Linked DNA regions of Mus musculus: regions 1 and 3 are each linked to region 2. The links are chromatin loops, found by intact Hi-C in ENCODE. Cell type or tissue: left cerebral cortex. All regions are shown on one strand. Region 1 holds the start of Acbd5 (acyl-Coenzyme A binding domain containing 5). Region 2 holds the start of Pdss1 (prenyl (solanesyl) diphosphate synthase, subunit 1). Region 3 holds the start of Mastl (microtubule associated serine/threonine kinase-like).

Region 1 (8,000 bases), 170 kb before region 2:
GAATATATATTAAATATACTAAGTGTAAGACAGCATTACTTCTGTCCTAAGGATGTTCCTATGACATAAGCAACAGATGTGTTTAAATTTACATGTCTAATAACTAAGAGTCTATCAATCCTTACATAATTAGGTTTGTTTGTAATTTTATTTTTTCAAAGATTTATTTTATGTATGAATACACTGTAGCTGTCTTCAGACACACCAGAAGAGGTCATTGGATCCCATTACAGATGGCTGTGAGCCACCATGTGGTTACTGGGAATTTTTTTTTTTTAAGATTTATTTTATTATATTTAAGTACACTGTAGCTGTCTTCAGACACACCAGAGAAGGGCATCAGATCCCATTTCAGATGGCTGTGAGCCACCATGTGGTTGCTGGGAATTGAACCCAGGACCTCTGGAAGAGCAGTCAGTGCTCTTAACCACTGAGCCATCTCTACAGCCCTGTAATTTTATTTTTATTTGTGCACTACGATTATAGATATGATCTACCATGCATGGCTTATACTAGTTTATTTATTTAACTGCTTATTTATTTGTATTTCTTTATTTATTGGCAGTATTGGGGACTGAAGCTTGGCCTTCAACATCCTAAGTAAGTGCATGCCAGTACTGGAGGAGGCCAGAAGAAGGCAGTGCACTCCCCAGAGCTGAAGTTATAGGTGGGATGGGCACTGGGAAATAAACTTGGGTCTTCTAAAAAGCAGCAGCACTCTTAACCAAGGAAGCACCTCCCTCACCCTCATTACTGTAAACTATAAATAAAAGTTAGGCAAAAAATAACAACAGCTTCAAGATCTCATTGCAAAATAATTCAAAGCCAACCAAATAATTTAAAATAACTCTGGAAAGACAGCATAAAGGCAGAGCACTTGCTTCGGATGTTGAAAGGCCAAGGTTCAATCCCAAATACTGCCAATAAGTAAAGAAATACAAGTGAACAAGTCACTAAATAAAGTATTACAAGCCATGCATGGTAGAGCACATCCAAAATCCTAGGACTCAGAAGCAGGAACAAGAAAATCTCCCAAATTTGAGGCCAGCTTGAGGTACACAGCAAGTTTTTGTCTAAAAAACAAAATACAAAAAAAAAAACTACAAAGATATTTAGCATCATTGTAGCAGATGTTGTTCAGATATATCAGTTAGCTTTAGGGACAGTGCATTAAGTGCTGACTAGCACACGTGCCTTTTTGTCTTTTTCCACAGGGAGGGGGGTTGTCTCTATTATTGATAGCTTCATGCCTGCTAAATGCCTACTCTGTCATCCAGCCAGGCCTGCCCCCACCCTTTTTTCTTTGAATATTAAACTCAAGGTCCCTGGCAACCTCTATCACTGAGACACAGCACACCACATCTGTTGCAAGGTCCATTTAACAAGTTTATCTTAATTTCTCAATACAAAAAAAAACAAAACAAAAACAAAAAACAAAACAAAACACCTTGGATCTTGCTTTGTAACCCAAACTGGGTAGCCTGCATTCCATTATATATAGATTTCTTAATACATAGAATATAAAATAATGAAGTAGTAAGAATAGAAAGATTGGGTCTAACATCAATTTTCAAAGATATATCAAATGCAGGGCTTAGAGAAGTGAACACACTACTTACATGAAATTCTGAAATCATACCTTCCTATAAATACTCCTAGTGGAACATTTAAAAAATCTCCATATCTGGAGCTGGAGAGGTGGCTCAAGTGTTAAGAGCACTAGCCACTCTTCCAAAGGACCTGCGTTCAAATCTCAGCGCCCACATAACAGTTCATGATCATAACTGTAACTCCAGTTCCAGGGGATCGGACATTCTCACACAGACATACTTGGGGGCAGAACACCAATGTAAATAAAATTTAAAACAATTTTTTTAGTAAATGTCTAATTGAGTTCTTATGCTATTTTCTTTTTTGTTTTTTGAGACAGGTTCTCATTATCCAGATCAGACTGGCCTTGAACTCGTAAGATCCAACTGCCTTTGCCTCTGGAGTCCTGAGATTAAAGGCATCCATCACCACACTGGTCTTATTACTCCTTCCTTCCTTCAGCTTATTTGGACTTACCCTTTAGTCTTCACTGTGTTCTCCTCCAATACAAAGTGAAACATAGACAACACCATGGAGCCTAGAGCTTCTACACAGTAAGCAAGTGATCCACTGCCAAATCAAAGCTCCAGCCCTCCTGATCCTCCAAGAAAGCTGGCATCGCAAAGCAGCCTGTGCCACTGATTCTGAAGGTGTGCAGGAACTAAATAAGGGCTTTGTACATGCCAACACATGCCCTACAAGCTTCCAAAACTATGCCTCCGGAAAATTTCTTACTGGAATGAACTATGCTTACTACTAATTTTTTAGCCAAATGATGATACATGAAAAGTGGGAAGATAGCTGGGCAATGGTGGCACACGCCTTTAATCCCAGCACTTGGGAGGCAGAGGCAGGCGGATTTCTGAGTTCGAGACCAGCCTGGTCTACAAAGTGAGTTCCAGGACAGCCAGGGCTACACGGAGAAACCCTGTCTCGAAAAAAAAAAAAAAAAAAAAAAAAGAAAAAGAAAAGAAAAGTGGGAAGACATTAAATACTATACAAATATAGTAATGTTATGTTTGACTTGGCCTACAAATCTAGCACACACAATAAAAATGCTTAAGATAATTTTAATCTAATTTATTATGAAAAGTAAATCACAATGCAAATGGATATAAAATTTCAAAGTAAAAGTCTCTCTTCCCAAGCTTCTCTATTTAGAACACTGAAAAAAAAATTTAGTGATGGAAAAAAAAATCCTTAACACTGGTCAGACAAAATTATAAAAAGTTTTACAAGCTGTTGCCAGGATACACACAAAGAAAACCGTACCTGACACATCATAGTCAAAATAATCATTTTACACGAGAATATAGTTGTCCTTTCCTTTCCGCTTCATATCAAAGTTTCTGAAGGTTCGGATTACACTTTTGAGTTAGGTAGCACCAGACATCCCTCCCCAGTTTTTGTTTTTGTTTTTTAACTTTCCCAAATCCACAGTCATTAAGTGATAAGACTTGTTCTCAAGAATATAAACTACTTAAAACCTAGATAATACGTCGCCTTTGGCCTCAAAAATCAGCGGTAATTAATTAGCATTCAATACCATTCTTTCAATTACATTTCTTTCAATTACATTTCTTTTAATGACAGAGCGAGAGGGGGCGCTAAATAAGGTAGACTAGAAGCAGCTGGAAAAGGTCTTTTACCTAGAGCCCACTGCACATACCATTTTTCGGCAAACTCTGGATCACCTTCACGGCCGCCTCAAATCTGGTTTCATACACTGACGGTGTGTCCGCCATCTCCAGCTGCCAGCGCCGGCCTCGGTCCCAAGGTCTGTCCGCGGTAATCACACAGCAGCAGCAGCACCAGCTTCCCCAAGAGCCTGCATGAAACTGAACACCGAGCGCAGCAGCGGATTAATGACAGGAGCATAGCTGGTCAATTCCCCTTTGCCTGCCCAATCAAGGCCACATCAACTCAGGTGGCCCGGTTCCTTCCTCCTTCGTGGGGCGTGTCTAAGAGTACATCCCAGCCAACAAAAACAGCCAAACAACTCACCGCGAGGAAGAGCATCTCTAGCAGCAGGCCTTGGAGGTTGAGCCGCCCGTGATAGCGGACCCTTTCTCCCACCCGGAAGATGCCGGCCAACCAATCACACCCCCCATTCCTGAGAAGTTCTGCCGTCGGTGGGCAGCCGCCCCACAGCCCCGCCCCAGAGTCACCGGAGGACCCACTAGCCTCCGCCGCCGCGGCCGCCGTGCAGCAAACCCCACCCACCCGCTCCGCCGCGGTGACGTGCACGGGCTGCGCGTTCTCAGAGGAGGGGAAAAGAGGCTGCAAGGCGCTCCGGCTGGGGTTGGTCTGTGGAGAACCCGGTGCTTGTTTATGTTCGGGCTGAGGACAGCAAGCCTGGTGACGCGCTAGGATTCTATGCCAGGTCCTAAAGGTGGCCCCTGGATACCGCTAGTGTTTAAAGAAAAGAAAAACACAAGAGTCGGTGGTCCTCAATGCCTAGCCTCGGGGTTAAACCGGAGAAGGGAGTGAATCATAAAAGTGGCTTCAAAACTTCTTTTGACATTTACTCTCTGTGACCTAGGAGAAGGCACTTGACCTCTTCTGTGGATATACAACACGCTAAAGGGGAGAAAGGGAGGATTAAGGGCAAGGATGGAAGGGCTTAGCCCTGGCCCCCAAGTCTGGGACAGCTTTCACCGTCTGGCCCCAAGGGTGGCCGCGGAGAGAGCAAAGGTGAGCGGTGGCGGCCTGCTGCGCAACACCTCCACTACCCACTCTCCAGGCCCAGGAGACAGGCACAGCCACGTCCAGCTCCGCCGGAGGCTAGGGATGGAGATGGTCGGTGAACAACGTAATGCCCGCGTTGTAGGCACTTAGGAAGCTCCCCGCAGGCGTAGAGTGCCGTGGCCTGGAAATCTCAAGGACGCCCCGCTGGGAACGTCAGTTTTGTCGGTTTAGGATGGGTTGGGAAGATTACTCGTAAAAATCTAGTTGCGAACTATAAGTCACTCTTCCCTTGGAGCCGCGATGTCGGCATTTACCTTGATATAGCCAAATGACTGGCAAGGCCTGTCCGTTTTGTCTCGACGCCTGCCCCGCACCTTGCCCCCGCGGGCTTATGGGAACTGTAGTCCCCCGGCGCTTCCGGACACCTTCCTCTGTAGGCTGGCGTAGTCCCCCTCCGGTTCCGGTTCGGTTTTTCCTTGTAGCCCACCCTTCCTGTGTGTGGCGGAAGTTCCTTTCTTCCGGATTGCGTTTGGGGCGTCTCCGAAGTACTTCTTAAGCTTCGAGCAGAAAGGAATCCTCTGACATAGCTTGTTTATCTGGGTATTGAGAACAGTGTCGTCTGAAGAGTTCTTTCAGGGCTCATGCGGCCTGTATTCAAAAGTACCCCAGAAACAGTTCCGGACTCACTGATCGTTTAATCAAAAAGACCAAAGGCACTGGAGGAACGCAGGCTTCACTAGAGAACCGCTCCCTAGTACTTCACCGCCTTCATATGTGTGATGTTTGGCAAACGTATGATCTGTTTCAAAAGCACTGTAAGGTGTTGATAGATGAGGAAATGATAGTTGACTTGCCCAAGGTCCTAAAATTTAATGATTTAGCAAGCGAGTGTCAGTCAAATCATAAAACCTGCTATGAATATGTGACTTGTCCTAATCATGTAAAAGGGAAACACAAGTTTTCTAACCTTCTCAACATGAGAACGCTTTGTGTGTTTATCTTTGCCTCACCTACTCTTTTCTTGAACTTGGGTGCTTCTCAGTCACTCCTAGTATACTCAGGTATATATATTCTGAAAAAGTGTTGGGTGTTTATTTTTAATACTTGATTTCGACAACTGCTCATTAGACTTATGTAATGAGCTACCCTACTGGTTCTGTAGATCATTAGTTACTAATGACAGACTAATGACAGCATATTTTGCCAGTGATTGCACTGAATTTATTTATTATAATTTGTTGTTGTTGTTTTCAAGACAGGGTTTCTCTGTATAGCCCTGGCTGTCCTGGAACTCACTCTGTAGACCAGGCTGGCCTCGAACTCAGAAATACACCTGCTTCTGCATCCCGAGTTATGGTGTTTCATCACTGCAATAATAACTCAAACTAACACAGCTGCCTATTACTTGAGAGAAGTTGCACGTAGGATAGTTACCAAGATGTGGAGCAGGAAGTAGAAGAAAATTGTGGGAATTTAACTCATGGGAATAAGTTATAAATGGATAAGAGTAGAAGCTCTGATGTGATATAGTGGAATGACTAGATAATCATGTGTGGTATGTTTCAAAAACTGGAAGGAAAATGTGATGTTTTTATTTCAAAGAAAAAATTCAAGGAGATAGATAGCTCTGGTTAAGAGCACTGACCACTCTTCCAGAAGACCCAGGTTCAATTCCCAGCACCCACATGGTGGCTCACAATGTCTGTAACTGTAGTTTCATGGGCTCTGACACCCTCTTCCTGCTTCCTTAGGTACCAGGCATAGATATACCCAAAACATGTACCCAAAACACTAATACTCATTAAAAAACAATTATTAAAATATTTAAATATCTTGTTTTACAACATTATGAACTAACCAGTACCCCGGAGCTCTTGACTCTAGCTGCATATGTATCAAAAGATGACCTAGTCGGCCATCACTGGAAAGAGAGGCCCATTGGACACGCAAACTTTATATGCCCCAGTACAGGGGAACGCCAGAGCCAAAAAGGGGGAGTGGGTGGGTAGGGGAGTGGGGGTGGGTGGGTATGGGGGACTTTTGGTATAGCATTGGAAATGTAAATGAGCTAAATACCTAATAAAAAATTAAAAAAAAAATTTAAATATCTTGTTTTAAATTGATGTGTTTAACCTAGTTTAAATATTATAGAATGTATGTATATATGTAGATATAAAATATATGATCACATAGACATATACATTTTTCACATATTCCTTAAAGAAATTAATTTTTTTTGAAAGTAATGAGTCAAGGGCCAGTGATATGGCTCAGTGCGTAAAAGTGCTTGCCACCAACTTAACAACCTGAGTTCAGTTTCCAGAACCCACATGTTGGCAGTCAAGAACTAATGCCCAAAAGTTGTACTCTGGCTTACACATACACAAGGGAAACAGAGACATGAGAATCACACCCTTAACTCAGGAGTTCAAACAAGCATTTCCAAAATAGTGAGATTCTCAGCTAAAAATAGAAAGAGAGATGGTGTTGCATGACTTTAATCATAGCACTCAGAGAGACAGTCAAGTTTCTGTGAGTTCAAGGCCAGCCTGGTCTACATGGTGTATTCTTGTACAGTCATATTGACAGACCCTGTCTTTAACACAAAAAAAAAAAAAAAAAAAAAACACCACCAACAACAACAAAACTCTAGAGATTAGTCTCAGTACTTCAGAGCACTGGTTGCTCTTGCAACGGATCCAAGTTTGGTTCCTAGCACTCATGCAGGGGTTAACAACCTCTAGTAACATCAGTTCTTGGGGATCCAATGCCCTCTTCTGACTTCCTCTGGTACCACACAGCCATGTGGGGTATATATCTTGTAGGCAAAACACTCACACTGGTAACAAAGAATAAATACATCTGATTTTTAGAAAAGGTCTTGTTTGGGGTTAGAGAGCTCACTCAACAGTCAAGAACTGCACTGCTCCTCTATAGGACCAAAGGTGAGTCCTGGAGCCCACATTATGGGGCCCACACCCACCAGAAACTCCAGATCCAGGAGATATGACTCCTCTGACCTCTACAGGCACATGCACATGTGTGCAGATACTCACACAACAGGCACACACACATACACATATTGAAAATATTTTTTTTTTTTTTGGTTTTTTGAGACAGGGTTTCTCTGTATAGTCCTGGCTGTCCTGGAACTCACTTTGTAGACCAGACTGGCCTCGAACTCAGAAATCCACCTGCCTCTGTCTCCCAAGTGCTGGGATTAAAGGGGTGCACCACCGCGCCTGGCGAAAATAAATTTTAAAAAAGCAATTTGTAAGCTTTGTTGATTTAACATGTTAAGTCCTGCTGTAATATATTCATGAATGTGATAGATGGAGTCAGTTCCCAAACTGTCTTCTAATTATGTGAAGTTACAATTCTAACTGAAAATTTGATCCCATGAGACACTGTTTAATGTCTTTAAGTATTTTTGTATATTACTTAATTTGCAGTATTCTTCTTTGTTTTTTGTTTTTGTTTGTTTTTGGTTTTTCGAGACAGGGTTTCTCTGTATAGCCCTGGCTGTCCTGGAACTCACTCTGTAGACCAGGTGGACCTCAAACACAGAAATCCCCCTGCCTCTGCCTCCCGAGTGCTGGGATTAAAGGCGTGCGCCACCACTGCCCAGCAATTTGCAGTATTCTTGATTATGCATTGCTATAGATGTTTTATTTTTAAAATACTTTTGGTCTTAAAAACATAAAATGCTACATTTATGTGCC
Region 2 (8,000 bases):
AGACAGGATGAAAGCATTTTAAAAACTAATTTACTAATCTAGTCTGGCAAGGGCTTTTATATAAAATATGTGAAGACACTTCTTGGAAAAAAAGATGAATATGAAAATAAAATGTGTGTTTCTTGATAATAAAGTGTTATATGTTTTAAAACCTTTTTTTTTCTTTCAAAGAGCTTCACAACTACAGTTTTGTTTGTCCCATGACAGGATCTCACTATATATCCCCAGCTGGCTTCAAACTCACAGATTTACTGTCTCTGCCTCCTGAGTGCTGAGATTAAAGGTATACACCATCATATCCACATCTGGTCATAACTAGGTTTTTAAAATTATACTTATTCATTTATTTATTTTGTGTGTGTATCTTTTTGTACATAGGCACATGCCATGGCACATATGTGGAGGTCAGAAGACAACTTGGAGGTTCTCTTCTTCCACCATGTGGATCATGAGGCTCAAGTTCAGGTCATCAGGCTTGACAACGCAGGCTTTACCCAGAGTCACCTAACCAGCCCACTTATTTTAAAAGTTAGAAAACCTGGATTCCAGAAAATTCAAGAATGAAGAACTGACTGACAAGCATGATTATAATTATAAGCAAAAAATACCCTCAGAACTGTGCATATCGTCATCTCATTAAAAACCTCTACGTAGAGCCGGGCGTGGTGGCGCACACCTTTAATCCCAGCACTTGGGAGGCAGAGGCAGGCGGATTTCTGAGTTTGAGGCCAGCCTGGTCTACAGAGTGAGTTCCAGGACAGCCAGGTTTGTACAGAGAAACCCTGTCTTAAAAAAACCCAAACAAACAAACAAACAAACAACCCTCTATGTAAGCATCCAAAAGTAAAACACATAGAGACAAAAACAGGGTTTAGAAACACAGGAACCAGCGTTACAAGTAGTTATTTTGAACCAAATAGGATTGGGGTGTGTGTGGGGGGGGGGGGGTCTTGCTTTAGTTACTCATTTTTAGTATGTATTTTCTGACTTTGCCTGAATGAACCATACATTGCTTTAGCTGTTAAAAGAACACAAATGTTGACTTTGCTAAACAGTGGCTAAGAAGACTGAGGTCTGTTGTCTCCACCACTGCATTATCTATTCATTAAAATATTAAGAACATTTATGAGTTACAGAAAATTATAATGTTCCCACAACATAGCAGGAGTTCTCTCTTTTGATTTTACCATAGGACAGCCCACTTTCCCCCCTTCTGGGATGGGCGTCTTGATATGTAGCACAAGCTGCCTTTGACCTCACAGTCTGGCTGACTCAATCCATAGTAGCTAGGATTACAGGACACTCTTTAGACAATATACTTACTTCTTTTGGTCTCCTTAAGTAGTTCATATACAAATGTAATGCTTTATTATGGAACATATAAATAAGGATCATGCCTCCCTCCAATGCTTTAAGACAGCATCTTATTACACAGCCTAAGTTGACACTGAATTGATCCTTATGCCTCGGCCTCTCAAGTGTTGGGTTAGCATTAGTGTACCATTCCGCCATAACAAGTGACATCTTAATGGAAGAGTAACAGCTTTCAATCTAAGAGTTAAAACTGCATGATTAATACAGGCTACTCTCTGCCACTAGGTAGCTTAAATACTGTTAATTGCAGTCTTAGAGGACAGAGCTTGGTGAAAATATCAAAAATTTCTGGCTGGGCCACTTTGTAACATTTTTCTCTCTATAACTACTCTTAGAAATTATATATATATATATCACATACACATTATACATAGAATACTCAAACATATTATACATACATATATATATATAATTAACTTGAGAATCCAATGTACAGCATACACTTATTTTTATTTACTCTGCAGTCCTTGGGCTCAACTCAGAACTTTGCCAATGACTGGCAAGTGTTCTACCACTGAACTATAACTATTAGTTCTGCAGAAACACAAGATAGTATCTATTCAATTATATTCTCAGGTCCTCAGTCAACCTGTATTCTACTTAGAGCTACCTCAGGGCAGTGTTTTCAAAGGGAAAGAATCATGTTTTAAAATGGCAACCAGTTCTTTACAACCAGTTCTGGGGCTCACTGAGGATGGCAGTGAAAATAATTTTTCCACTTCAGATTCTATTCCCTCTCTATATCATTTACTCGCTTTGAAAGGCAACTCTGCCCCTTAAGATGTTTTTAAAGTCTCATACAGCCCAGTTTGGCATTCAACTCACTCTGTAGCCAAAGATTACCTTGAACTCCTGATTTCTAACAAATGCTAGTATTACAGACCTAGTTGAGAATTGACTTTTTAAAATAAGAGAAAGTGCTCAATATGAATTAATGACAAAATCGGGTGTGGTTGCTTAGGTCTAATGCACTGCTATAGGGATAGGGATGGGGGTGGAAACTGAGGCAGGACTACTATAATGTATCTGGGGCCATGCTTAGCTTGACAGTAAGTTCTAGGCTACTCTGGGCTACAGTACGATACTATGTTGGAGAAACAAATTTGTTTTAATAATTGTCCTTAAGTCTTGTAGTCCTTGAGAGACCTGAAGTAATGAAAGCACTCATGTCTGAAGTAGACACCTGAATTCTAAATATGTTTATAGTAGAAAGTTAACACATGAATGAGAAAAACATGATGTTGGACGGTCAAGTAGTCTCCCTTTTTGCTCAAGGAAACGGATATGGATGCCAATGACAAAGATTCTTTCCAGAAAAACTCTTTTCACAGGTGAGGTTTCTTTTCTTTTTCCTTTCCTTTTTCTCCTTCCTTCCTTCCTTCCTTCCTTCCTTCCTTCCTTCCTTCCTTCCTTTCTATAGAGATAAAACCCCAAACCCTCTAAAGTCTAGCTTGCAGTATCAAAATGGATCCCTACAAAGCCTATCTTCCTCTAAGATTCTTCCTACATGCTCTCTTTCTCTTATTTGTTATTCTTTCTATTTAGAGCAGCTTGCATTTTCTCTCCAAATTCTTTTTTGGATAATCCGTTTTATGCATCTTGTTTAGTACAAGCCACATATTTATAAATGTTACACATCTCCTCCTAGTATAGAGTTTGATAAGTACACTGACATATGAAATGTACCAAATAGTACTAAAATTTAAGAGGTGGGTGATTATTTTTAAAATGAAAGATGAATTACTTATACAATTACTCGGTGGCCGGAAAGGTCTCCAAAACCCAAAGTGAAAAAAACACTAACTTCAAAAGTCAGTCTGCAGATACTGCCAGGTAAAGCACGGCACGGACTGACCCAACTCACACAGAAGCGAGAGTCATTTACAGGGCTAAAAACCAAAAGAAAATGAATTTGTAATCAAACGCAGTAGGAGACAGTTTTAAGAATCCGCAATTACTAATTAGATAATGATTTTACTTCAAAGAAGTCATAGGTCTCTCATGACACCCTTCGGCTCTTCTCCTTCTAGTGTCCTTCCAGCGCCTTTCAGGCGTGCGTTCTCTTGTAAGCACCTGCAGCACTGAAGTCCACCCTGGCTAGCATCACTTTGCGTCGCTACAACACCCTTTCCGAATTTTGAGGCTAACTGGATCCGAAACCCGAAATTGCTAGGAAAGTGAAAGCAGAGGTCCCTTTGGCTCTGGTTGTCCTCTCGACACACCCGGGTAGCCCCGGCTTAACAGGGCTGCGCTCCGCCGCTCCCTCTACCTCAACCCCAATGTCTTCTGGATGCCCGATCAGCAGCTCCGCACTTCTGGCCCCGCGACTAGTCCCACTTCCCGGGTGTCCCACCCAGTGGGGACTGCAGGCCCCGGCGCACGTGCGCATCCTCCCATTCATTGGATCGCCGGCTGTCATTGGCATGGTGACCTCTACGCCGCGGACAGCGCGCGCGTCCCGGCCTCACCTGCGCGCGGGTGTCCGAGGCGGCACGTGTTCCGAGAGGCTCCACACAGCCAGGTCGTTCCCGCCGCGGGCTCCCGACCGCGGTCGGCCTCCAGGAGCAGCCACGCCGCCAGCACGACCAGCGCATAGCCATGGTTCAAGTCTGAAAGTCGCGGCGGGCCGTAGCTCCGCCTCTGCCCCAAGCCCAAACCCGGAGCCGGAAGCTGGGCACCGGAAGCGCGAAGCCGCACCCTGTTCCCCACCCGGTCGCCTGTCCTCTTCAACCCTCCTCGGAGCCACTGGCTCTAGTCGGGAGCCGCGTCCGCTTTTATCCAGAAATGTGCGTCCGAACTGTTGTCCTACGCGGGACAAAGCGTGCAGAAATCTGGTTCCGGTACCTGCTAACCCTGAGGCCATTGTTTTCGCAATGCCAAGCTCCGAGTGGACGTGCCAACTTCCTCTAATTAGTCTACGCTGTGGGTTATTGTGTAACAGAAGCTAAGTTGACCTTATCTCTTAGCTTTTGGACTCTATCCTGAAAGCCTTAGAGATGTATACATGCATAGTTTAGCGGTTTTGTTCATGTCTGGATATGGGAGACCAACCCTTGGATGTAATGAACTACGCAAAATTAATTTTTTTTCGTTATCTTATCTCGCCGTGTAGACCAGATTGGCTTTGTATAGACCAGATTGGGTTCAAATTGACCATCCTGCCTCAGCCTATTGCTGCTGAGATTACCGACCTGCGTCCCCATTTCCAACTCTATTTGCTAATGCATACAGTGCAGCTCAGGATGCTCAAGAAAATGTTTTTATTGTCGTTGTTTCATTTGTTCATTTTGCCTGTCGCATGTCGGATTTATTCCGAAGTTGAAACAGCATTTTTATAACACTTTCATCAAATGATTATACATGCTCGTAATAATCTTACGCCATAATCTTAGGTGGAGGCAATGAGAGGCAAGCGCTGGGGAGACTGAAGAAGTTTACTGCCTTCCCATGTTGATGTTTTTTTTCCCATTCATTCATTAATTCATTTTACATCTCGACCCCCCTCTCCTCCCAGTCTCCCTCCTAGGAAGAAATAAACCAGCTGTAATTTTCTGAATCATAATTTTTTTTCTTGTTTGCAACACACTTAAAGAGGGTTAACCCTAAAGTTGAGCTCATTATTTTCTTATTAGGTTTCTATGTTAAAAATGGAGGTTATACATGTATGAAACTTGTCAAAATAAAACGTTTGCTGTTTAGGGTTTTGACTGAGTGGTTGGGTGTTTTCCTAGCATGCACAACATCCTGGGTTCCATCCCAACACCACAAATTACTTAATGAATGAGTGAATGAAATAATCAAATAGGTAGGCTTTGCCTAGATAAGTGTAGCAATAAATACTTTCATGTTCTTTTGACAATGTTATGACCTGTGGTATATTGTTATTGGTAATCTTCCTTTGCAGGTAGGGCAACAGGAATAACCCACAGGGAGAAGGATAGCAATCCACAATTCTGCTGGGCATTTTTTAATGTAAAAATTATCCAGATTAAAACAAAAGCCCTGGCTCTTAAAAAGAAGTTGTAGTGGGTTGTGGTATAAGCAAAAGAGCACGTTCCTAGTATAGTCAAGTCCCAGGTTAGACCCTCATTACCAACACAGACACAAAATCATTGAGCTGTAGTATCCAAGATGCAAGATAACTAGGAAATATATGTGAAGTCATTTAAGGCTTCTAACACTGTTGTGTAGCTAAACTCTGACTCCTAATAATCTATCAAGAAGACACACATAATTCATAGATGTTTCTTTTGACCCAACTAGGCTAGCCAGGAGAGGGAGTCTGATCCTGGAGCAGGTGTTTGGGAGCAGCTGAATATGGGTGCTGTGAACTGAATTGGGGTCTACGACATATGAACCTAATATAAAATATGAAAATAATGTGTTCAGCTTTAGGCCCAACATTTTTAAATGTAAGTATGGTGCAGAACAAGAAGAAACATAATTCACAAATTTGCAGTTGGTACCTTCCTAAGAGTCAATATTTGAAGGACATGGTTAGTTTCTTCAGTCTCCTTTGCATTGTCTCTAATCCACTCCTTATATTTAGGGTGTTGCACACGATCTAGATAATATGTTTTGTAAGCAGGTGATGAGGCACTCTGTCCCCCCCCCACCCCCCACCCAGGTACCAGCCATAAAGTGGATCTAGTATAAAATGAAATGAAGTTTGTTTTAGGGCATGGGAAGGGGGGTTGAGAAGGGAGTAGAGGCAGAGAAAGAGAGGGGACATTGGGGGGGGTGGGGAGGGAGAGAGAGAGAGAGAAGGGAAGAGGCCTACAGAGATCACTAGAGAGGGGGAGAGAGGACAGGGAAAGAGAAAGAGGCCAGAGATAATAAAAAGGGAGGGAGGGAGGGAGGGAGGGGGAGAGAGCCAGACAGAGAGACTGACTAAACAGTTCTTTCATAGCAAGCCTGGCTTGGACCTGAATGTTGCTTGGTGACTGTTGGGCAGAGCCTAGAAGAAATGCTAAAACTAGAAACAACTTTGATCTCTGTCACTGCACTTATGTAAACGAAACAACCAGTCTTGACAGGTAAGAACAGGTATAGTTTGTAATTAAACCATTTTTAAAACTGTCATCTTAGTTTTGGAGGGTTGGCTAGGCTTTTAGACATTTGTCATATTGATGATTTCATTGAAATATCTTTGGTAGGTCCAATAGTCAAGGAAAAATTATAAACATACTACCACATACCATTGCATATATGTCTTGGTTCAGGTACTACATGAAACATTCAAATGTTATTAGATAAAAGATCAGTGAATTATCAACACAACCCTACCTTAAAAATGCTAATGCTTGGCTATTGATGTCATTCTGATGTGCTTACATGTACACCTAGATATAATGGAGTGACTTGAAATATGTTAAATTGTTAGAATGAGCTATTTTAATGATACATCTTCTCACTTGTTTCGTTCATATTTTTTACAATAAAAGTATTCATTATCAGAAATAGGAAACATTTTTAGATGAATGAGGTATTTATTTACATTTAAATAGGTTCACTTTTTTCCTTTTTTGAGACACTGTCAGGCTGACCTGGAACTTAGAACCCATTTTTTTAGCTTCCCTAGTGCTTGGACTGCAGATGTGCATGGTCACTCTTACCGCTATTTTAATCTCTCTCTCTCTCTCTCTCTCTCTCTCTCTCTCTCTCTCTCTCTCTCTCTGTGTGTGTGTGTGTGTGTGTGTGTGTGTGTGTGTGTGTGTATGTATGCATATGTGTTAGTGTGCCCAGGTGGCTGGAAGCATTAGAGCTCCTAGATCTGGAATTACAGGCAGATTGTGGGTGCTAGTAACCAGACTCAAGTCCTGTGTAAGAACACTAAGTGCTCTTAACTACTGAGCTGTCTCCCAAGCCCCCTTTGCCTTATTTTTGAAGCATAGTGATAATATGGATGTTTCCTTTCAGAAAGAGGAAGAAAGAGTTGTCCTCCCTTATTTTTTAAGCTTTTTAAAAGTTTCTTTCTTTAAATACTTCTATTTAAAATTTTGTTAAAAACATTTTTTTCAATATTTTTTATCATATTCTTTTCCCTACCACAACTCCTCTCAGCTCTCCCTCACTTTCCTACTGACCCAACCTTATGTTCTATTTCAAAAGACAAACAAAAACAGAAAACGGGGAAAAAAAAACCCTCCAAAACTCTGGAAAAAAACAAAAAAAAACAAAGAAAAGTAAGACACCCCCCCCTCCCCAATACCACCAGGTATCAATTACAAAAAGCTTCTTGGTTAGGGGTGGGACTTTGTATCCACTTTCCCTTCACAGTGCTGAGGTTTGGTCTGGTTTGAACCTGTGCAGGTCTTGAGCTTGTTGACACAGTCTCTGTTAGTTCATATGCATATCAGTCCCTTTGAGTCTGGGCCTCAAATCATTCCACAAAATAGAAACAAAAGGTACTCTACCCAATTCATTCTATGAAGCCACAATTACTCTGATACCTAAACCACACAAAGACCCAACAATGAAAGAGAACTTCAGACCAATTTCCCTTATGAATATCAACGCAAAAATACTCAGTGAAATTCTCACAAACCGAATCCAAGAGCACATCAAAATGATCATCCATCATAATGAATGAACATCCAAGGATGCAGGGATGGTTCAATATACAG
Region 3 (8,000 bases), 260 kb before region 2:
TAAATAAAAGTAACTAAAAAATTAATACTTTTTATAAAAAAAATTGGTATCAACAAGGAGCAATATGGGAAGTACATAGCAAATATGTCATGTTTTAAAATGATAACCAAATAAATGAATACTCTTAATATATACAGCAAACAATAAAAGCCAGAATTAGCTGCCTTTAATTACAAAGATAAGCTGAAAGCAGCAAGCATTGGTATAAATGCTTAAATGAAAATATCTGACCAAATATATGATTAAAATTCACCATACCAAAAGGCTTTCTCATATAGTTCAGATTCGGCTTAACTATTACCTCACTACTGGGAGCTTCATGCTCAGGAACTGTATCTCGATGCTGTTTTTGAGAAACAGGTGTATTGACAGAAACAGATATATTTTTTGGTGAATGGAAAGCATTGATGAGATGACTGAGAGGAATTGTAACCTAGGAAAAAACAGAAGTTCAAATTAAGCAGTCTAATTAGAAAAATAAAATAACAGAAACAATCTGTTATTTTCTAGTCAGAATTTAGACCTGTTAACAGTTAAAAGTACACCAGATGTCAAAATTATGGCGAGGCTGGGATACAGCTCCATGCTAGCACCCCTCATCAGTGTAAATGATGATCTCTGAGCTCCAGCACCACATACACAACACAAGCACATACACATACAGAGATCGGCATAAACATAAACATACTCATTTACTGCTGACAGGAAGAAAATTGGTTTGTTCTTTCATGACACTAGCCTGGATATATTAGAATCCAGGCATGGTGGAACACACTTTTTATCACAGCCATGCGGAGGAAGACAAGGCAGATCTCTGAATTCAATGCTAGCTTGGTCTATATAAAGTTCAAGGCCAGTCAGGAGGACTACACACTGACACAAAAATTAATTAACTTGAAATACATAGACTTTCATTCTCTAAAGTCTACTTTCTAGAAATTTATTCTAAGGAAGTAATTTGACAAATGATGCACACTAATAAAACAATTTTTTTCAACATAAATTTAAAACAAATGGGAAAAAGCTGGAGAAAACAACTATTAGGGAGGGGGCAAAATAAAGCTTCACAAACATTAAAAGCAAAAGTTCACACCAAGAATTTTCTGATTTTTTGCCACCATCTTGCTCTAAATCCCACTAGCTAATCTGTTTCTGCCCTTCCCCAGCTGTACCACACTACCAGCAAGAGATAAAAGTCACCATCATGAAAGTCTGCTAGGTCATGCTTCTGCTTAAAATCTAACACTTGTAGAACTTGAAAATCTTCTACAGTTTGGTTTTTATATTACCTCACTTCATAACATGTCCCTTCATTCCCTGTGTTAGAAATGGCTCAAAGAACACATGAAAACACTTTCCTTACATTTACCAGCCATAAGAACATCTGAAAGAAGTACATATGGCAAGGCCTGGAAAGAACACCCAGTGGAGGACACCCTCTATGGAGTTACAATGTAAAACCCTTCTGCACAGGAACTCACCACCCAGCGGCTCAACAATTACTGCCTCCAAAAGTGGGAATTACAGTATGATGAAATTATCTGGTCTGACTAGTCCCATTCCAGGACTATTTGCAGATTCAAGTTATCTCGTTAGGACAAACACAAATGTAATCCATGGAGCTTATGAAATCATAAGCTTCATAACTCAAGAAATTCTAAGAATACAACAGAAGCTTGGCACAAGGAAGACTACAAAAATTAAGAATTTCTTTTGTTGTAGCATATTATCCAACTAAAAGATAAACTCCATATGGCAAGTATTTTTTCTACTTTAGTATTCTATGTTGCAACCCATGACAAGTGTGAATACAGAGAATGCTAAATAGGCATTTTTGTTAAGTGAATAAAATAATCGGCTCTGATTATAAACCAAGTCTAATAATTTAACTAATTCAACCCCTGACATTAAAATTAGCCAGTGTTATACTTCTTGCTGTGAACGCAGAGTCCCTTTAAAAATTATGCTTAATTCAGTTTCCACTATAACAGCAGTAAGAGGTGGAAGGCGATTAGCTAGGAAGAATAGCACAGAACTACAAACTGCTCTGTGCTACATGGGGTTGTACAAAACCCACAATAAGCAAGTATATAAGCCATGGAAATCCAGTCTTTACGCCACCAGAGTGGGTTTCCCCCTTGTTCTTTTGCTCTTCTACCATGTTATGCTGTCTACCTCATGATGGTATACTATTCACCATGCTTTCTTCATATAAATTAATATTATATTCAACAGTCTCTATCAGACATCTTTAATTACTAAAACTTCTCCAGACACTGTCATCCTAAAAAAACAGCATTTTCTTGTATCAAGCTGACCAACACAGAAATATCACTTTCCACCATCTCTCCCACTTACACTGAGTGAAATTCTATTACTTCTTTTCTTCTCTACTTTAATTTTTGTGAGACAGGTTGGCTGCCAAATCCTAATCCTCTTGACCCTCTCACCAAGTCTGGAATTAGAGGTGCCACACTAGACAAAGCAATTTCTTTTCCATAATTACTGAATGCCTTTCCTGTGTCAGAGCAACAGCATCCTTAAATCTACAACACTTACACTTTTGCCCTTTCATATTCTCCACACAAGAAGCCAGAGCAAGCCTCCAAATGACAACCTGGTCACAGAAATCAAATGAATCGAACTCTGTAACTGCCTCAAGGCTTCTCTCCAACCTCCCTTTAGCCACTCTGTTCTTGCCACATGGGCCTGACTTTTGTTCCTCACAGGATTTTATATTTATATTTTTCTGTCTGCCTGAAATTCCCGTTTATTTATTTATTTATTTACTTATGGTTTTTCGAGACAGGGTTTCTCTGTGTAGCCCTGACTGTCCTGGAACTTACTTTGTAGACCAAGCTGGCCTTGAACTCAGAGATCCGCCTGCCTCTGCCTCCCAAGTGCTGGAATTAAAGGCGTGCGCCACCACGCCCGGCGAAATATCCGTTTATTGTTCATCTTTATTTCCAGTGACTAGGAGAAATCTACATTTGCTTGGTTCGCTTGCTGCCTAAGTAGCAGCTAAGCAATTCCTTTCTCCATTAGTCTACCAATTCCATAGGAACACAAAAAGAGGCAGGTAGTAAGATGTAACGAACATTTGGGGGGGCAGTCTTTTGAGACAAGTCTCACTATGTAACATCTCTAGATTCTCTGCCTGCCTCCCAAGGAATAATCCTCAAGACAAGTTGATGGTGCATCTGGTGTGATGGTGGTGGGAGCCATGATCCCAACACTTAGGAGGCCAGCCTGGACATAATAAGGACTAGGACAGCAAAGATAGACAATGAAACCTCGCCTCAAAAAATAAAATATAATTAATTAATTAATTAAACATTGTTAACACCTTCCCCCCCAAAAAGAAAACAAATTTTAATGAAACAAGGAAAAATTAACATAATTTGGGTCCTGATTTTTTAAAAAATGTTTAAAATTTAATTGCAAGAATCTAATGATTCAAAAATGTGCACAAGTTAATTCTACCCAGAAAGAAAGAAATTGTGATGCTATTCGAATTATTAGAGTATGTTTGAACTAAATTCGGCTTGAAAGGAAAAAAGGGTAATCAGAAATAGATGGATGGAAAGAACACTGTCTTCTTTACCTTTCTCGCAGATTTCACAAATCCCCATCTCAGACTGTCCAACCCTAAACAGTCCCTGAATTGTCAACAGAAATTCTGTGCAAGCCAGTGGATACGCTATGTGATGTTCACCACGGTTAGTGTCAGGTCATAGTCTCAGCACTGTCCCCTGATCTCCTTTTCAGCCTGCGACTCAAACAGGGTTCGTCGCTTCCCTCACTAATTTTGCTTCAGAAACACCGATTCTACTACAGCATCCGGGGAAAAGTCGCAAAAGGGACGCAGGAAAACGCCTGAATGCTGGGCTCACCTGAGGCTGCACAGTGCTCGACAGGGAGAACATCTCCGGGCCCTCGAGATCTTACCGGCCAGCCGAAACTGCTTCTTAGCTTCAGCTCCGAGGAAAGGGGCTGAGCCCTTTTATTTTCTCTTTATTTCTCTTTGCTTTTCTCCCAGTTTCTCCCTTACTCCTCCCAGAAACGAAAAAATGGCTTCCCCTCCCGACAGCTGCTACGACGACATCTGCCCCGGAAGACCATAGGTACAGTGCTTCCGGAGCAAGCCTCCGCGTTCACCCCGCCCCCGCCCGTCAGCGCTCCGCCTCTTCCGGGGACTCTGTCACTTTGGGGTGGTTTTTCGAGGTTCCTATCACCACCTCCACAATAAATTGGATGTTCTTCTAGTCGCTCCTACTCTGTTTCTGAATTCAGTACGCGGTCAAACGCACTTAACGCTCACCCAGGCTCTCCACATTCTGTGGCTTCGCTAGCTTCCACACATCATCCCTAGCCATTGCTTTACTTAACAGTCGGCCTGGCTTCTAGCTCATGCGGAGGGAGGGAGAACTGCAGATCTTGACTGAGACTCGGAAGGACCCCACCAGACTACATAAAGTCTTAGTCCCTTGCTCATTGGCCAGAATGCACTGCCTCGTCACAAAAACAGCCCGTGTATCCGCGGCTGAGCCCCGCCCAGCGCCCCTTCCGGCAGCGCCGCCGGCTCCGCCTAGCGCTCCGCAGACTGCGCCCAGCAGTGCCGCCGGCCCCCACCCGTCGATGCCTGCTTACAGGGAGCCGGCAGAGCGCAGACGCGCGGTGACGTCACGGGAGGCGTCCGGCGTAGGCGAAACCTTTTGAATCTAGCTGGCGGGAGTTGCTGCTGCAGGGCGAGCTGTGCAGCAATGGAGTCCGCCTCGGCAAGTGAGGAGAATGAAGGAGGTGCGGCGATAGAGGAGTGCGTGAGTAGGATCCCGGTACCAAGACCACCCTCCATTGAGGAGTTCACCATAGTGAAGCCCATTAGCCGTGGTGCATTCGGGAAAGTGTACCTGGGACAGAAAGGCGGCAAGTTGTACGCAGTGAAGGTAGGCAGTCAGAAGCGAGAAGGTCTTAAATGGTCCTCCCTCGCGGACCTCCCTTTTGAGTTGTTGAACAAACTCTGGAGCTGCTGTACCACTAGCCTGGAATGCCCGGCTTACAGAAGCCTGCACAGTCCTGCTTGTTGACTGTGGGCGTTTAGGCAGACTGCAGTGAGCAGGTGTCTGTCCTTTCCCTTGCCCTGCCCTTCTCTGTATACTGAGAATCATTAACCCAGTGAAAATAGCAAAACTTACCCAACTGTGCCCTGGCCATTGTTAACAAATGAGAAAACTGCGACTGAAGGCAGAGGCTTGAAGCCACACCCATGACTCCTGAGTCATGTTTCAAATCAAAACGGCCTTAAGTACTTGTTGGTTATGTTTTCCTTGTTTGACATACATAATAGCCGAAATCTTGCTATCACAAACAAGATTGGTTTGTAGACAGTTCAAATCTCACTCTTACCAAAAGGAAGCTGCATTATATTCGAATTTTCTGTGACACAATTTATATTGTGAAAGTTTTTAATTGTAGTATTATTTATTTAAAGTATCACCGGGATTGTGAGTTTGTTTTGCTTTTTTACTAACTTGAGCTTCACCTGGATTAACTTCGGTACTTTGATTACGTTTGTAATGGTCACTTTCCGATGATGCTTTAATTCCAGCTCTTTGATAAGCAGGAGCAAGTGATGCAAAACCAAAATTTTTGCTTCTCAAGATTTCCATCGTGATACGTAAGCTGTAAGTTCATTTATTATAGAGCAAGTAGAAAGAAATGTGTCCTAAATCAAGCGTTTCTTATCTATATGTGATCGTAAAAACAGTCAGTGTTCACTTAAAATTGTTCTGTCCACCCTAGCTTCTCATTACTACTTTGTAATGAGAACATTACATTGTAAACATGACAAAGGAGGCTACTGGCTGGCTCAGATTCCTGGTACCCAGTGCTTGGAGACTAGCACACAGTTAAGATAAGCAGCCCCTTCACCTGACTACCTAAATGACCTCTTCCTTTGCTTCTTTCCCTTTAATAGTACCAATGTCACCTCTACCCTTCAGGCTAGAAACTTGAGTTGCCCTTATATATTTCATCAATACACCACATACCCTTTGTTCCTGTTGTCCCTCTGGAAAAAAATGTTTTGTTTTTGTTTTGTTTTGCTTTTTTCATTCACAAGTGGATTTCTCCCCACTTACTTGTTCAGTGATGACTTTTGTAAATTAAATAGTATTGAAAACCAGTTTTAGGGGCTGGTGAGATGGCTCAGTGGTTAAGAGCGCCGACTGCTCTTCCAAAGGTCCTGAGTTCAAATCCCAGCAACCACATGGTGGCTCACAACCAGCCTAAACGAAATCTGATGCCCTCTTCTGGAGTGTCTGAAGACAGCTACAGTGTACTTACATATAATAAATAAATGAATTTTTTAAAAAAAAAAAACAGTTTTAAGGAATAGTTCCATAGCCCAAAAAATTACCTTTTTGCCTATTCACAGTACCTCTTCCCTTAATATGTCAGCAGGTAACTACTATCCCTCTTCTCTCTGTTTTCTGTCTCTCTTTGACAGTCCCAAATAGCCTCAGACATATGATGGAACTGAGCATGACAAGCCTTAAATTACTGATACGTATGGCTCCATCCCCTAAGTGAAGCGACTACAGGCATGTACCAACAAGCCCTATGTACCAACTCACCTTCTATCTCTGCAAGATTGCCTTTTCTGGATAGTTCACATAAATGGAATCATACAATGTATGGTCTTTGATGTCTTCTTCTTCTTCTCTTCCTCTTCCTCTCCTTCCTCTTCCTCCTCCTCCTCCTCCTCCTTTTTCATTTGCCTGGTGGTTTGAGGCTCATCGGCTTGAATTTCTGTACTTAGTTGGTTGGAGTAGTTTCCTAACTAGAATCATTAACTTTACTTTAATCCATTCTTTAGGTTGCAGTTTGCAGGCCAAAATCCAGGGTCCTTAAAAATTCAGTCAGATTCCCAATTTTTGGCCCTTGATCTCTACTTTATCTTCCACCTAACCTATATTAAAGCAACATCCAGGCAACTAACTGGTCCCTCAAAGCCATGACTTATTTCCACACCTCAGGACTTAAGTTTATCCTGCTTCCTTCTTAACTGCTTTTGTTCTACCTTTCTAGGCTTTTCAGCCATTGTTTTGTTTTGAGGTTTACTTAATTCCCGGGAAACCTTCTCTGATTTTCCAAACTCAACTCACTGAAATTGTTACTTTGTATGTTGCTGAGATATTTGCTTTTCCTTCTCTTAACACCTCAAGCAGTCATTAATTATTGATACGAAAACACCAGTTAATCTCTCCTGAAAATATTTTGGGTACCTTGGCATGGTACCACCTCATAAGCTTCATAGAGCTTCTGCCAGTGAGATGATAGGTAGAATCATGTTGTTGGCTTGATTTGTTAATCTCTCTTCATTGCTGGGAGAGAGAGACCTGGGGCTTTACCGCTGTTAGGTTAGTGGTCTACCGCTGATCTACATCCCTAGTCTTTCCCTTGGTTTTCATAAGGAAAGGAGGTAAAGCTAAAATGTGTCATGTATTTATCATTTTATTAAATACTTTAATGAGTGCCTTTTTCTTATGGTAGTAATAAACATTCCAGTATTTTTTATTGTTCTTTATGAGTTTCTCATCATGCATGCCAATCCCATATTCCTCTCCCCATCCCTTTATACCCACCTTCCATCATTGCACCAACCCTCCAAAAGAAAACAAACAACATCTCATTGTGGAAGCTGTAGTGTGTCCCACAGTATAGCCTTTTCCCACACTTTTTACTTACAAATGGTCATTTCGAGGACTTTGGCTTCTGCTACACTATCAATATTGGATCTTCACCAGGACCTCTCTTGGATATATCCTGTTGCTGCCCTGTGTCATGGAAATCCTGCAGTTTTTAATCTGTAAGACCAGTCCCTTCACATGCTACAGCAGTTCATAGGTGGTGTAGATGTTGGGGTGAGACAACTCAAAATCCAGATTTGGGTGGTAGCTTAGCTGGTTAGCCCAGCAGCTCTCCCACACCCACATGAC

The links. Hi-C counts contacts between places; a loop is a spot of excess contacts. Peaks named below come from ENCODE experiments on the same cell type or tissue, not always from the same donor. Only the 100,000 strongest peaks of a DNase experiment are listed, where the experiment ranks them.
Region 1: it touches region 2 in a loop (8-fold over the local background); 11 of 42 quality-filtered maps call a loop at or near these places.
Region 3: a loop joins it to region 2, with 6 times the contacts of the local background. A loop is called at or near these places in 10 of 42 quality-filtered maps.

What each region holds. Positions count from the first base shown.
Region 1 is chr2:23,064,879-23,072,878 of GRCm38, reverse strand. It overlaps Acbd5 (acyl-Coenzyme A binding domain containing 5), which reads right to left and starts at 3,807. Exons shown (of 14, transcript NM_001355637.1): 1 at 3,595-3,807; 2 at 3,260-3,428. The coding sequence starts at 3,609. In left cerebral cortex, CTCF peaks have their summits at 3,201 and 4,727; DNase peaks (open chromatin) are centred at 3,819 and 4,712; H3K4me3 peaks cover 2,638 bases; H3K27ac peaks cover 2,504 bases.
Region 2 is chr2:22,891,605-22,899,604 of GRCm38, reverse strand. Pdss1 (prenyl (solanesyl) diphosphate synthase, subunit 1) reads right to left here and starts at 4,083. Exons shown (of 11, transcript NM_019501.3): 1 at 3,843-4,083. The coding sequence starts at 3,974. Gm52503 (a long non-coding RNA gene) reads left to right here and starts at 6,235. Exons shown (of 2, transcript XR_003953772.1): 1 at 6,235-6,410. In left cerebral cortex, a CTCF peak has its summit at 3,120; DNase peaks (open chromatin) are centred at 3,774, 4,088, 4,536 and 6,310; H3K4me3 peaks cover 2,122 bases; H3K27ac peaks cover 1,493 bases.
Region 3 is chr2:23,152,625-23,160,624 of GRCm38, reverse strand. It overlaps Mastl (microtubule associated serine/threonine kinase-like), which reads left to right and starts at 4,601. Exons shown (of 12, transcript NM_025979.4): 1 at 4,601-4,946. The coding sequence starts at 4,764. It overlaps Yme1l1 (YME1-like 1 (S. cerevisiae)), which reads right to left and starts at 4,120. Exons shown (of 19, transcript NM_013771.5): 1 at 3,894-4,120; 2 at 302-433. The coding sequence starts at 3,926. In left cerebral cortex, CTCF peaks have their summits at 4,359 and 4,558; DNase peaks (open chromatin) are centred at 4,185 and 4,605; H3K4me3 peaks cover 2,724 bases; H3K27ac peaks cover 1,165 bases.